Linked DNA regions of Homo sapiens: region 1 is linked to region 2. A link is a loop called in an ENCODE intact Hi-C map of the cell type or tissue named here. Cell type or tissue: A673. All regions are shown on one strand.

What was found. Hi-C counts contacts between places; a loop is a spot of excess contacts. Peaks named below come from ENCODE experiments on the same cell type or tissue, not always from the same donor. Only the 100,000 strongest peaks of a DNase experiment are listed, where the experiment ranks them.
Region 1: a loop joins it to region 2, with 2.0 times the contacts of the local background. A loop is called at or near these places in 3 of 110 quality-filtered maps.

Annotation. Positions count from the first base shown.
Region 1 is chr7:104,622,798-104,630,797 of GRCh38, reverse strand. The region is part of intron 1 of LHFPL3 (LHFPL tetraspan subfamily member 3); the gene reads right to left. Among named protein-coding and RNA genes, the nearest start is that of LHFPL3-AS1, 180 kb to the left of the region's middle. In A673, no CTCF peak of the experiment used is centred here; a DNase peak (open chromatin) is centred at 3,067; H3K27me3 peaks cover 269 bases.
Region 2 is chr7:104,544,076-104,552,075 of GRCh38, reverse strand. The region is part of intron 1 of LHFPL3 (LHFPL tetraspan subfamily member 3); the gene reads right to left. Among named protein-coding and RNA genes, the nearest start is that of LHFPL3, 220 kb to the right of the region's middle. RefSeq lists an enhancer at 751-1,950. In A673, a CTCF peak has its summit at 3,006; no DNase peak of the experiment used is centred here.

The sequences.
Region 1 (8,000 bases), 79 kb before region 2:
CTAATCTGTTGCTCCAGTGTCCTCTTATAAATAATAATTATTTATATCCAACCTTCCCTGGTCAAGCTACTGTGTGTTTTTCTGCTATAATTGGACCTTGACTGATATACAAGGGCCATGAGAGAGAACTGGTTCCAGCTTGTAAAGATCAGGTAAGTAAATATCTCAATACCTAAAAAATGCAAAACAAAACAATGGAGCTGTCTCCTGCCTTGGATCACATGGTGCTAAGTTATTAAATCCAACTCCTGTGCCTGGTATTTCAGGCCTCCTGTCAATGGTCTCTATGCAGCTTCACCATTTCAGAAATCCCACTTTTCATATTTTTTTTCTTGTCAGTACTTTTTATTCCAGCCAAATCTGCACGCTACCCTGCACAAGGTGACCTATATTCTCACATCCACCCATTCATTTTTTCCTATGCAATTACCTCTTAATTCCATGTTTATTTCCTTCTGTAAACCAGTCCTAACTCCTTATAAACCCAGCTCACCATTCAAGTTCTTTGAAAAATCTCTCTAGACCTTCTCACACACTATTTGTTCATTTGTCCTGTATGTGCCCCCAGCACTTCTATGATCTTAGTGCACACATGCAATATAAAATATACATTTTAAATACTTGAAATCTCTTCAATAAGACTGTTGAGACTCCTCCCTGCCATTAAGTCACAAACTCCTCAAAAGCAAGGACTTTCTCTTTTATTTCTCCTATATTTCTTTCTTGAGGGACCTGGTACTATGCTTATCAGAGGCTTCTTGCTTATTGGAGCTAACTGAATGACTAGGGACAGCTGGAACTTTTAGCTCTTTGTCAGTGATTTTTGACAAATGATGTGCTGACATCTGCTGCAGAAGAAAAGTGCACAAAGAAATTATCCATACCCTTGAGGCATATATAACATTAAAAAATGCACATGGTTGGTGCATTTCACACTTAAGGGTAGTATGGTGGTCAGAAGTGAATCCCATCCAATGTGGCTGCAACATTGTGTCAAGCTGAAGAGTCAGCTAAAGGTTACAGCCCAGGGCCATGTTTAAGGGCCAATATGACTGACACACACACTGGCCAGTTACTGTAAGTAGAATCTTAAATAGTTTTCTCAACACTTTGTATGCATCAGTTGGCAAGTCTGCATCATGAGCAGTGAGCTGGAACACAGACACTCTATCTGCACTGAAGCCAGGCTTGGTGTAGCATTAGCTCTGCAGGGTTGGAAACAAATGACAGATAACAGAAGGCCTGCTAACCAGCTTCCATTTCCGGGTGAAAAGGGCATCAAGAGAAATGTGGACTTCTTGAGGAAGATAGAAGGTGCTGCTACCTACTCTATAAATACTGCAAGGTGATCAACACTGGCTTGTAGCCCTCAGAAACAAAGTAAATAATTTTGAACTGTGGGACCACAAATTCTGGAGAGTAAAGTAACAGAATCATGAACAGTGGCCAATCTAGTAGCCAACTTTCCAGAAGGTATGCATAGATGCAATGAGCTGCTGATCCCCCGTCCATCTTTATCCCCATGCTAAAGAATATGAACACCCGTGATGTCAGCAGCATCCTTCTGTGAATACAAGGGACAGTGAGTGAGAGAGGTCTCATACATCAGAAGAAATGTGGGAGAACCCTGACACTATAAAGAACAACAGGACTTATTTAATCATCAGCTGGTAACACACATAAGATATTTTTGGTTTCTTAAATAGTCATATTGTAGTTATACAAAAGGAATAATATCCAAACAAAATTGATTTGAACAGAAAGCAACATGGTATTTTTTTAGCAATATTTTCAGACATTTAGGCAAATAATTTTTCCAAGGCATTTTAAGTTAATGTTTGATAGGACCAGTGCTGAGGCAAATCATTCATTTCTTGGGTTTGAGAAGCCTGTTTCATATCTAATATCAGAACACATTACCATTTACAATGTGGCCTCCAAAAATTATAGCCTAAATGTCCAAAGGCACTCAATGAGAGGAGAATCGGAGTCAGTTCTTAATTTCTTTGAAAAAGGAACCAAACGTTAGTTAAAATTATATAGAAAAGTTCTATGAAAATGGTACACTTATTTTTAACAGAAAAAGCTTAAATTTAGCTCTAGGGAATCCCAGTAATATGAATGCTACTGGTTGCAAATAATCCAGCCATTCTGCACATGCAAAATCTACTTGAAAATTTTACCTGATAGGACAACAAGGGAAGATTTGTCACCCAAATTTAGTATTCCAACAACATAGACTCAAACTAAATATTATCTATGTCATCACTGATATCTACACAAGAGATACTTTGTAAATATAGAAAGATTCTTAGTACATCATCAGATAAAAAAAATCACTGAGCATTTGACTTCTGTTGCTTGGCGAGTTCTACAACTTTATTTGCCAGTATCTGAGGATTATGTATGTCAGGGCAGTGCTGTATTTTGATTTCTGTTGTGCTATCTTAGCTGAATATGGCAGTGACGTAGGGAAAGCTTAGCCTAGGGTAGTAGCTGCAGCAATTAAATACCATTCTATTCAAGGCTTGCTTGGTAATGTTCCTAATACAAAATTACCTCTAATTAAATTCCATATCCATGCAGAATTATCAGCACTGATGTAGAGCAGGAATGGGCCATGTGTATCTGATTTTCAGTGGACATGAGAACAGCTGTCATTGCCACATACCTCAGACTTGTGCTCCTCTCTGCCTGCTTCCCAAGTCCTTCCATCCAAGGCATCCAAGACCCTATAAGCCCTGATGCTCCAACATGAAAAGAGCCATACATTTATCACATTTAATGATTATAGAGATCTGGTTCAGATAATTCATATTTACAGATATTTTCTGATTTGCTTTATTGCAAGAGCAACTGTCAACTGCAGGGTGAGAATGTTAGATTTTTCAATAGTTTTCTACCTACAATACCACATAATGAGGCAGATGTGCTTTATTTGGATTTTGCATTGGGGAAGGTCTAGCCTGGCAGTTTGATCAGAGGTCAAGTTTTAGAAGTTCAGAGTTTTAATCTCAAATTCTCAGCACACAGCAGCTACAGTGTGCAAGGAACTGTCCCCGGTGCTGAACCTCTACTAATTTGTTATACAGAGACTCATTCAGTACAAATAATGACAGGGATGGTATCTTCACGAGGGCTGAGCAAAGCTAAAAGGGTCCTTGTTTTGTAAGAACAGCTGAGTAGGAAATCTAATTTTAACTTCTGAGTAAGAATCCTTTGGGGCTGTTGGGATGACACAAAGATGCATTGAAACTAATAATCAATTAGAAATTGCATACCTTTCTTGGAGAAGACTCTCTCCTATAACTGTCAAAGCCTGTTAGAATTGAAGTAACAGAGAAAAAGGAAAGATCAGTTTGTTTCAAAGAACAACAGGTAATGTCAATAGCCAAGGTATAGAATCAACCTAAGCATCCATTAATGGATGAATGAAGAAAGAATATGTGGTATATAAACACAATGAAATGCTGTTCAGCCTTAAAAAAGAAGGAAATTCTGCCTTTTGCAACAACATGAATGAACCTGGAGGACACTGTATTAAGTGAAATAAGCCAGGCACAGAAAGTCAAATACCGCATGATTGTAATTATATGTGGAATCTAGAAAAGTCAAATTAATAGAAGCAGGGAATAGAATGGTGGTTACCAGGGCCCGGGGGTGGGAACTGGAGAGATGTTGCTCAAAGGAGATAAAATTTCGGTTAGATAGGAGGAATAAGGTCAAGAGATCTACTGTAAAACATGTGGGCTATAGTTAATAATAACGTATTATATACTTAAAAATTGCTAAGAAAAATTTAAAGTGTTCTCACCACAAAAAAATGGTAAGAGAAGTAATGGATATGTTAATTAGCTTTATTTAGCCACTCCACAAGGTCTATATATATCAAAACATTGTGTTGTATTATATCATTTTGTATTCATCAATTGAGAAAAATAATAACAAGTGATGTTGACTTCAAGATGCACAGCAGCAGCACATGGAAATATAGTAGACCCTTGTCTAAATTGATTCAAAGAAGAAAACTTCCACAAATATGTTGTGGATAAGCCTGCTCACCCTAAATCTGTCCAACATTACAACATCTTCTACTTCCTCCTGCAGAGGTTCTATCACCATAACAACCCACACCCTATAATTTGGTTACAAAAGCAGCAGAAAGGGTGCTCCATCATTAAGTAATTTGGTTTCTGGATGTTCCCAACTAAGTCATCCCAGTTCTTCATAATATCTAAAATCCCTTTGTGTCCTCACAATGTCCAGCATCCATATGTCAAATACCCCAAACTGCATGGATTTCTACACTGGATTGGAGACTCCAGGTTGCTATAAAGAGGGCCATAAAAATGAAGCATGGAGTGGAGGTAATTATGCTAAAGTGCTTAAATGCAAACCAGAGGAATTTGGTTTATTTGTAGATTCCTATTTGAAAAACTAAAAATACAGAAAGTTTTAAACTTTCTGCCTCTGATATTTACATTTGTAGCTGTGAACAGCTGGACTCTAGAGGCAGGAAATTTGATGCTCACAGCCCTGCCATGGAGTGTCTTTGGGGCTGATAATGAGTCACACATAGCACACTCTCTGGAAGGCAATCTTGTAAGGAAGCAGGCACTCATGTCTAAAATATTAGGCCCTGGAGCCAGTACATACTTTGATTAAAGTGAAAAAATTACATGGGCTCAGTGATGTTTTTCTCATAATATCATTGTCTTATTTATATGAAAGAAATGGCTACAGTACTTTGTGTTGTTTATTCTTACTGAATATATGCCAAGGGTGACAGTGGAACTTATTAGGGCCTGTCAGGCAAATTGGCTCTGGCAGAGCCATGGGAGGAAAGATGACAGCTGGCTAGCAGGGGTGTTGTTTTGGAAACTTTGAAGAAGTTTCATGATGTGAGTACTATGTGAACAATTTAAACACTACCATCTTTGTGTGGGTAATCCTTCATTGTATTTGGTTGATAGGGTCATATTCAGTGCATAAAAGACCCCAAGGAAGAGTTAAAAAATTCGTAAAAATTTCTCCTTGAAGTTCCAAGTTTAAGTGGCCATTGACCTCTTAGTGACTGCCAGTTGTTTGCAATTTGGAGGTGGAGGGCAGCCAATGAGAAAAAGAGGCTGGTGTTTGCTTCACAAATAGGCATCACAGATGATTGGTGATGTTAGTTTCAACAGAAAGACTAATGATAAAGAGGATAATATGGTCTTATCTTTCCTTTATGATTAAAAAAAAACAGAGGAACAAAATTAAAGGAGGCATGTGAGACACTCTGAAGATAGAAAATACCAAGTGTTACTTTTCTCCCTGCTGGTGTGCCATGCTTATTACTGCTGCTGGGCTTGTGCCCATGAGTGGGAGGATTTTGTCTCCAATATTGTGGAACTGAGGCGTGCAGCACTTTGCTCCTAGATCAAAAATGCAAAATTGTTTGTTGTTTAAGCTGGCTGTTTTCTGTGATAGGACCCAAAATGCCAAATGTAATTACAGTCATTGTTTTTGAATGAATGTCATAATTAATTCAGAATGAAAGGACACCTTCTTTTTTCATGTTTTGCTTGGTGAAGGAGGACAACATGTTCAATGTAATTAATGCTTTTGAAATAAATGCATGACTATCCAGGTGGGCACTGAATGCAAGGACAATGTTAGTGAAGAGTTTGTCCAACTGCATATGATTTGCAGAGATGTTTTGATAAATTAGAAGTGGGAAAGACCCTCTGCAGATAACCTACAGGCAGGTGTCACCTAAACTATTGTGCAAAGATGTATAAGTAATTTAATATTTCTTTATAGTCTTTAAGGAGGTGAAAAAACACAATGTTTATTATCCATAAACCATCTCAGTGATTAACAGCCACATGCCTCAAAAGTTCTTTTTAAACCTGGACTCAGATTTATTCTCCTTTTGCTCTTTAATAAATTCTCTGGAGATAAATATCTCTTAAACATAACAAACCAAAGACACATCCCATGTTTTCCACTAGAGAAAGAAGAAAAGCACATCTTTCATAGATCTCAACCTGCCATTCTCTATTTTATTTTTTTTGCATTGAAAGGATACCACTAAATAGTCCTGCACAGAAAATTACTCTTCCTCCTTCTCTTCATCCATCCACCTATCCATCTCTCTATTCCTTCAAAATAATAATAGTTCAAAATAATTACCCTCCTTACCCATGAGCTATATCTAAGAAGCAGAGCTGCTTTGGCTGAAGGTACGGTGATGAGGAGGCCCACTCACTGACCTTGTCCTTCTGTTCCACCCCCTTTTCCCCACTATGGTTATAGCTGAAGCACCTCCACATATCCTATGAGTCTCTGTAGAGCTTGGGAGGAAAATGAGTTCTAAGGAGATGAAATGGCTTGTGCCTGAGTGGCAAACTACTAGAAGAACTGAAATTCTAGAGGAACTTTCTGATTCTCAACATGTCCTCTTTTATTTACAAAGCACAGGAATGAATTAGAGGAAGCCTCTGATTCTCAATATTGACTACTTCGCCGAGAACTGGGTTTCTGGGCATGGCTACAGCTCTACAAACTACATCCTGAATGTTTTGGAGATAGACGCTCGTGTTTTGTATGTGTGTCAAAACTCACGATATTTGGTTTAAATTAGAAGTGATCCAGCAGTTGAGAGGTCACTACTTCCTGAATGCCTGAAAAACCCTCTAATATCCAAAATATTCAATGCTTACTATCTCAATAACAACACCAAGGAACATCGTCTTCTTCTTAATAAGTTTCTTCAGTAAGTGTAACCTTTTATTTCTGAACTAGACACTGTCGCTTGTCCAGTGTTTCAGTTACTTACCTTTGTGAAACTACCTCAAAACTTAGTGACTCACAACAAAACCACTTTATTTTCTCAGGATTCCAAGTCAGAAATTTGGGCAGGACTCATCTGTGTGGGGCTTGTGTGGCACATGGCATTGTTTGGGGTGCTGGAATATCTGGAAGGTCCAAAATGGCCTCACTCCTATGGCTGGCAGTTAATGCTGGCTTTGGCTGGAAGCTCAGCTGCAGCCGTGGGCCAGGAACCTTGCTTCTCCTTCATGTGGACCTCTGCATATGGCTGTTTGGACTTTCTCACAGCATGGTAGTTATGTTTGAAAAAGTTTGAAAATTTGAAGGTGGAATCTACAATTTGTTTGTTTTTTGAGACAGAGTCTCACACTCTGTTGCCCAGGCTGGCATGCAGAGGCGTGATCTCAGCTCACTGCAAACTCCTCCTCCCAGGCTCAAGCGATTCTCCTGCCTCAGCCTCCCAAGTAGCTGGGACTACAGGCATGCACCACCATGCCCGGCTAGTTTTTGTATTTTTAGTAGAGACAGGGTTTCGCCATGTTGGCCAGGCTGGTCTCGAACTCCTGACCTCAAGTAATCTACCTGCCTTGGCCTTCTAAGGTGCCAGGATTACAGACGTGAGCCACTGCACCCAGCCTTTGAAGATCTCTTATGATTCAGTATCAGAAGTTACTCAGAAAATATGGCTACCTTTTTTTTTTTCAAATGGTACATAGCCCAGATTGAAAGAGGAATATCAAGATTGCATTGCAAAAAAACAAAACAAAACAAAACAAAAACACATGAGTGGAGAAGATACTTGCAAATCGGATATCAAATTAGTATCTAGAACTCTTAAAAGTCAATAATAAAAATCAAATAACACAATTTAAAAATAGGCAAATGACTTGAATAGGCATTTCTCTAAAGAAGATATAGAAATAATGAATACATGAAAAGATGCTCAACATCATTAGCCATCAGGGAAATGCAAATCAAAAATTACAATGAGAGCATCCTCCAGGATAGCTATAATAAAAATGACAGATAAAAATAAAACCTGGAACCCTCATTCACTGCTGCTGGGAATGTAAAATGGTGCAGCTGCTGTGGAAAACAGTCTGGTAATTCCTCCAAAGTCTAAACACAGAGTTACCATTTAGCCCAGCAATCCCACTCCTAGGTATATACCCACAAGAAATTAAAAC
Region 2 (8,000 bases):
CCCAAGGCATGTAGCTATAAGTATGAAATCGAACCCAGCCAGGCCACTTCTCTGAACAAGGGCCAACAAGGTTTGAGGTAGTCCTCCACAGAAGCAGGCTGGAGGTAGTAGGCCGCAACACTGAAAGTTTTAGAGAGAAGAGGATGGCTGATAAGCAGAGCACACCATGAAACAAGTAAATGACCAGATGTCCAAGTTGCTGAAAAATAAGGATCTCCTCTTGTAGATTGTGCTTCAAATGGTGTCTTTCCCTCCGTTCTCCTGCTTCTCCCTGGGAGAACTATCCAGCATTTCCATAATTATTTAGTTTTCTTCTATTCTTATTTCTAAGAATCACCAATATCTTTAATTTAAGTAGGATGGCCAAATTTAGGCTAATCTTTTTGAGTGGTTGTTGCCAAGGGCCAGGAGAACATGCCTGGTTTTCCACTCTGTCACTGGCACTGTAACTATTATTACTATTAATACTATAATAAATAATATAGTGAAGGCATTTGTGAATAAATTATTCTGTGTTCAAAATACCTTGATAACATGATAGAGACCTCAAAGTCAGTCCACAGAAGCAGAGGCAGCCAAGGGAGGGGTGGAAGGGCAGAAAAAAAGGGAAGAGTTCATGTTCCTAAGAAGAACACTGCACTCCACACCTCTGCATGTCAGTCTTTGCATACAGATCCTGCCTGCAAACCAAGCCATACTAGAGAAAGAGAACCCACGGAGAGCTATTCAAGGTAAGATTTACAGCAAATGGAAATATGCCAACATTATTCAAACAGAAAAATTTCCTAAGAAAGGAAGAAATGCAAATCTATTCTTTTCCCTAAGCTCAAAGAAATAAAGCCTATTTAAAGCCCATTTTGTTAGCAGAATGATAAAATATCTTCCCCTGAATCAACTTAATAGTTGTTTTTTTATAAAATGCTCGCAAACATGAAGTGTGTGTGTGTGTGTGTGTGTGTACACAAGGATGAGTTTGGGGCCATGAACCTCATTGAAGTCTATTAAGAAATGTTCTGATTAGCGCATTGTGTCTTGCAGTCTATTGAAAAGGTCAAGGTCTATAGCTGAGCTAAATATAACCTGGTGAGAGAGAGCAAGGAGAGCTCTGGAAAATTTTGGGAGGCTTTCATACTGTTTGGAAGATAAGAAGATTGTTTGAAGGGATTTCATTCTTTATGAAGTGTGTGGCTGAAAAAAAGAAGTATCAAGGACAACTATAACTTCTTATACAAATAACTTTAAAGGAAAATCTAGAATAATTTCTCACTGTTTAAAATCATAAAAATGATGTTATGTTCCCCTAGTCTATATTTTCTCTAAGAAATGCAAATCATTTTCATAGGTTTCAATGGAGCTGGTAATCTTATGCTGTTTGGGAAGAACAGAGGTCAGGGTGACCTTCCTAACATGCGCAATTGACTGGGATACTCTGCTGCTGAAAACTCCAGTGACTCATCATGGCTTTTGGGAGAAAGTCCAAAACCCCTTTGTGGTGCAATCAAGGCTCTTCATTTTCTGGCCGATTATTACATTTCCAGCTTCTCTTCCACCTTTTTCCTCTCATGTATTCTGTGGCTTTTCAGATGACTCATGATGTAATGGTTGCCTTTGGACAGAGTGTCCTTTCCCACATTGCCTGTGGTCTCCTCCTTGCCCTGGAACTGTCATTTCCTCCAATCATCCCACCGCCTGACAGCCCCATCCCACTCTCTATTCTTCTCCCCAGAACAAAAATGACTGCTGTGATGGTTAACTTTATGTGTCTACCTAGTTGGGCCATGGTGCCCAGGTATTTGGTCAGGCATTATTCTGGATGTTTCTGTGATGGTGTTTTTTGGATGAGATTATTATTTAAATTGGTGGACTTTGAGTAAAGCAAATTCCTAATGTGGGTGAGCATCATCCAATTTTTTGGAAGCCTTAGTAGAACAAAGACTGACCTTCTCCAAGCAAAAAGGGTTTCTGCAGTAGGCCACTTTTAGGTTCAATCTGCAAAACGGACTCTTTTCTAGGTCTCTTGTCTGCTGGCTCGTCCTGCAGATTTGGATTTTTCAGCCTCCGTAACTGTGTGAGCCAATTCCTTAAAATAAATCAATCTCCCTCTGTACACACATCCTATTGGCTCTGTTCCTCTAGAGAGCCCTGACTAATACAATTGCCCCTTCCCTTTGGCCTCTGCTGTACCTTTTACAGTTCTATGATATTACAGCTAGCATATCATATTTATTGGTTAACATCTCTGTCCTCCTTCTGCAAGCTTCAGGAGCACAGGGGCTCTGTCCCTCATCAATGTATCCCCAGTGCCCACTCAACATAATAAGTTGAATTATAAATAAGCAAGGTCCCCAGATAGATATAGGAACACAGATGTTAAGCAAAACGTTCCTCACCACGTAATAGATATCTTCAGAAGGTTACTCAAAGTTGTTATAATTTTTGTTCTCTTATCTCATGTCTTCCTCCTTGTTATCTGCCAATTATAAAAGCAAAATCTTGACAGAAATGTCCCTTGTGGGTCCCTACCACTCCAACACATATTTGGGTAGAGGAAGTGCATAGCAAATTATAATGCAGTGTATACATAAGTGTGTGTGTGTGTGTGTGTGTGTGTGTGTGTGTGTGTGTGTTGGGTTAAGGGCATGTGCCAAAAGGAGCATAGCTCAAAAAAATAATAGGCTACTGATTCCTTTAGCCCTATTTCAATGAATTATGATTATTTGTCCTAATCAATAATATTTACCATGTGCGTAACACTGATATATATATATATATATTCTCAGATTGTCGTGAGAACATATATATATGTATGTGTGCATATGGAGAGAGAAGAGAGAAGTTAGTCTCTTAGCCTCTATCCTGGTCTGGAATCTTCAGCAGCCCTCCTGGTTACTGCACGGAGTGTGGACTTTCCCATTACTTTTAAAGTCATATTTGCTATTTACTCCTTTCTCCACCAGCGTACCAGGTTCCTTCATTACTTCCTGTTCAAGTTTTATAAATTCCTATCTCAACCTGTAGAGGTCCCTTTTCTCCACAAGTCCAATTACTGGATTCTTCAGAGTTGAAGTAATGTCCATTTCTCCCACATATTTCCTGACTGAAATTCTGCCCAAAGAATCCCTTAGAGGCTACACATTTCAATCAAAACACATTTAAAACACATGTACCAAGCTGTGGTCCTGTTGTTTTGTGCAGGGAGCCAGGCTGAAGGGTCCTTGAGGCAGAAACAATGGCAGTTGCCTCAAATCCTCCCTAGGCTGGTTCATAGTTGGCTGTTAGTACTTGTGCTCTGACTTATTGAGGACCATTGTTTTGTGTCTCTTTCATAGAAAGATACAGAAAGGGGAGGTAAGTACCTCATTCCTGACACTCACCTGGGCTGGCTAACAAATCCAGGGTTGGCCAAGCTATAGCCCTCCTTGACAGGGATTCTTAGTGGTGTATTTAGAGAACGTATTTTTCTCCAGCAAAAAGTTCTTTATTTCGTTCCATCTTTATTTCGTATTTGTTTATATAATACTCTATTTTAAGGGGATAAAGTATATCCCAAGAATCTTCCAATCAGATTGTTGGCTAGAAATCCAGTTAATTTCCTTGCAAGACGTGGAACTTGATGGCAAATAAACTTTGTAAATCATCTAGAATGTGTAAGAAATACTGTAACTTTATCCCATTTAATTTTTAAAATCCCCAATTTTAAAAATCAATTTAGGATGTATATGGATTGCTGTTTACTCAAACTCTCCATTTGTTACTTTTTTTCTCTTACTTTCATTTTATTGAACACAGAACTATTTATGTGCTTGTGTACACACATGCAACTGGAGAACACATGTTTAAAATAAAACAAGAAATCAAGACAGAGAGGAAAACTGCATTCATTATCTGAAAGAAAATTTCATGGTTAAAGAATTTTGGTTTCAGACATTTTGCTTCATATTTTGTTTAAACATAAGACAAAAATATTGATCAGGATAAGATAACACTTTAAAAATGTATCCAGCTTTTAATCTTTAAGTATTAATTAATTGTGCATATTGTCATATTTGCCTAGATGCATGTTGGAAAAATCATGTTCTATTGTACCACTTCCTCCCAGACTTAGAATAGGTGAGATCTAACTTGTACTTGATGATATTTACTGTGAGATCAAATGAAAAGATTTTTATTTTCTAAAAATTTGAAACTATAGCTGGTCATCATATTACCTTTCACTAGACACATTTGATGTAAACGAAAACTGAGGTGGGAATGGCCAAAATATTCCTTCTGAAAGCTTGTCTGGTCCCTAAAACTTGGAAGAGCATACATCTCTATTTCATTCTCCTATTTTTCATGCCTTTTGCTATGAGAAAGGGCCATGAAGTGGTGGGCTCATGTGCTGTCTGGAAGTTTTCTAAACCTGAGAATAGGGTACAGAAACATGGCTCTCTGGACAGCTGGAGAACCCAGTCTGCCTCTGCCATCATCAGCAACCATGACTTATATAGGATACACATGCACGAAAGCTGCTTTTATATTAAAGTTTTATATTAAAACTGCTTTTATATTAATTGACTGCAACCTCAAGGATCACCCTGGACTACATCACTATTGATTACTCATACTCTATAATTCTCGTGGTCCCAAGCCCAGATTTCAACCCCTGGAATATACTGCTCTACTGAAAAAGAACTACCCTCTACCCCTCGAGTGTTTTGAAGTAACCAATGCAACTATCTACACTGACAGATGAATACATTAATTCCACTTAGAAGTAGGATGATTAATTATTGTTGATTATACATATTTTGAGCTACTATTTCTTTTTTTTTTTTTTTTTTTTTTTTTTTTGAGACGGAGTCTCGCTCTGTCGCCCAGGCCGGACTGCGGACTGCAGTGGCGCAATCTCGGCTCACTGCAAGCTCCGCTTCCCGGGTTCACGCCATTCTCCTGCCTCAGCCTCCCGAGTAGCTGGGACTACAGGCGCCCGCCACCGCGCCCGGCTAATTTTTTGTATTTTTAGTAGAGACGGGGTTTCACCTTGTTAGCCAGGATGGTCTCGATCTCCTGACCTCATGATCCACCCGCCTCGGCCTCCCAAAGTGCTGGGATTACAGGCGTGAGCCACCGCGCCCGGCCTTGAGCTACTATTTCTTAAGAGCTTGTTAACATTTGTGCTAGAAACCTTACATTTTCTCCTAAATCCCATTAACAGGCTTAGATGATTATTCTCATTTTACAGAAGAGAAAACTGGCTCAGAGTAATGTTCAAGGTCATGTAACTTTCTCACAGCAAGCCATTTGAACCCAGGTCTCCAGGATTTCAACCCAGGTCTCCAGTGACAAAGGAAGAACTCTCCCAGCTCAGTTATGCAGCCTTGGGAGGATCCCCGAATTAATTGAAAGTGGTGAGCTCTCTATATGATTTTGTACAGCTACAGTGACTCTTTAATTTAATGTGCTATATTAAGAACATTAGCAATAGTAACAATTTGTACTACAATGAATTAAACACTGTCACTCACATTACAATGAGGGACTCCTTCCTTAAGAGAGCAGTTTTCATCCCAAGTATTAGTTTCATTATCTGACTTTCTTTTGAGTGTCTTTTTGTCTTTTCCCTCCACAAAGTTACATTTGTTATCTAGTGCTTTATGAACCTTCACTACACAATGTGTGGTTAATAAATAGTTGGCAAGGAGTCTTGGCTATGTATCAAGGGAATTTTAAAGATAAATTAGTTTAACTGATCTGAAGGTGCTAGATTAAATATATTGCTATGGATTCATGTATTTCCACTAGAATTTACAATTAAATACAAACTACAAGTGAGGTATTAAATCAAATTCTATGGTTGTTTCCCTGGGATATTTCTTTCAAAGTCAGGATGCAAACAGCATACATCTATTAAAGATCCTCTAAATACAGTCTTGTCAGAAAGTTAGTTAAACTATTTATGTCATTACATCAGCATGGCTCAATAGCTCAGAACTAGATTCTGAGACAAAAATTTAGTTTGCTGATACCAGGCCAGAATTTCCTCCATTTTTTTTGGCAACTATTATTTGTAAGATCTTTAGTTCACAGTAAGCTCATAGGCAGCCAACAATTCTTTAAATTTTAGTGTCTGGACATATTCACAAAAGCAGAGATAGAAAGGGAAAATGCATCTCTATACCTTGCAGAAGAGAGAGATGCTTGACTATTGTGCAATGCTCCATCTGGAAAGCAGGCTTGGTGGAGGCAGGATGCTGACCCATGAAGACTGATAGAGCAGTTTTTTTGCTCTTCAACTTTTCAAATAGATTTGCTAAAGCAGTGAGCTCCAATTATGGGAGCCTTTGAAGGATGGTAGAAAGGAATTGGTGGTTTGAAGGATGAAAATGGCTAGACTACGTTCCTGCTCTCACCTTCTGCACAGGAGCATCTCAAGGGGTTGCACATAGCAATTGAAGAGGAGGTGATAGATCGCACAGTGCTCTACTGGAGCCAATCAGAACAAACTCACCTGGAGGAAAGCCCATAGGGATCAAAGCCCTTCTTCATACTGTCCTCTGAGGATCAGAGCCCTTCTTCACACTGCCCTGTGGTATCAGAGCCCTTCTTTATACTGTAATTCAAGCAAACAGGGCAAAGATGCAGAAAATCTGCCTGGTAATAAATTTGGATATTTCCTGAAGGCCAGCACTAGACGAGTGCAGGAACCTGGGAATGATTCTGGGAGATGGAAATTGGCAGGGGTGGACATTAGAGAGAAGGTCCAGAATAGCCTATTCAGAGGTGAAACAACCAGGAAGCTGTGCTGGGCTGATGCCATATGGTGAGGTCTATTTGATAATTTGGCCTTCCTGTCTTCAGTGATATATAACAAAGCTAGAGAAATATGAGGATACTAAGGTAGTGATTGTGGAGAAGCATGTATTTTATAGGAATAATGTAAGTGGGAATGATTTTCTTGTTAGTCAGTTGGCCCTAATCAAACCAAATAAGTAATTGGACAACATTCAAAGGCAAAAATGATCTGAGAGCATATTAGGAGGGGAAAAGACACAAAGCTTTGAATTCAAGACGAGATGTGCAAGTACCCATTTTGGCATAAATCCTTACGAAAAAACTGTCAGGTTTTATCTAATGCACCTAATCCAAAAATCCTAAATTTGAGACTCAAATGACATTGTTCTTAATTAAGCCAGATACTTTTCCAAAAGGCTAAAAGATAACTTCTTTGTTTCTCCGGGGTCAGCTTTGTAACAGCTCAATTTCTAGTGAGGGGCAGGAAAAGGACTTGTGATTTTGAAGAATTCTACAATTGTACATTCCCCTTTTCCCCCAAATCATTTTCTACTTACCATATAAAAATACACCCATTTTCTTAAAAAAATCATCTTTGCAGATATATAGAGATGCACTATGAAGGGCTGAGTGGAGAGGAACTGACCTATGGGATGGACTCTTTCTATCTTAGGGAAGAGATCTCTTTGCTGATGCTGAGCTACACTCACCACCACTGCTCAATGAAAAGTCCTGGTTGCCCTAGAAAGAACTGAAAGAGAAATGACTTCAAGGTTTGGGATTAACTGGAGAAGAAAATGTTACATTTCTAAGGGAGAGGACAACAGATGTCTCATGAAACTGCATCTAACCCCATAATGTTTCAAATTTTTGTCTTTGTGAAGGCAAATTATAATCATGTGGGTGTTTGCCTAATCACCACTTGTTACACAAAGTGTCTTGTGCTAGTGGTTAGCTTATATCCTGAGATGGCTATGGGGCCATACAGATTTTCCCCCAAAACCTATGAATATGAGTGTACTATTGGAGTTATTTTCATTTACTAAAAATGGAATCTTAAAATTCATTGGAATAATTACTGAAAGGGACTGAAAATCCAGTTATTAGTGAGGTTTTATGACGATAAGCATTTGGAATATATTATACTGAATTCCATTTACTCTGAATAGCACCTAGGTTAGTTAGAATAATTAAAATCAGGCATTCACTTTTATGAGTTGAATGAA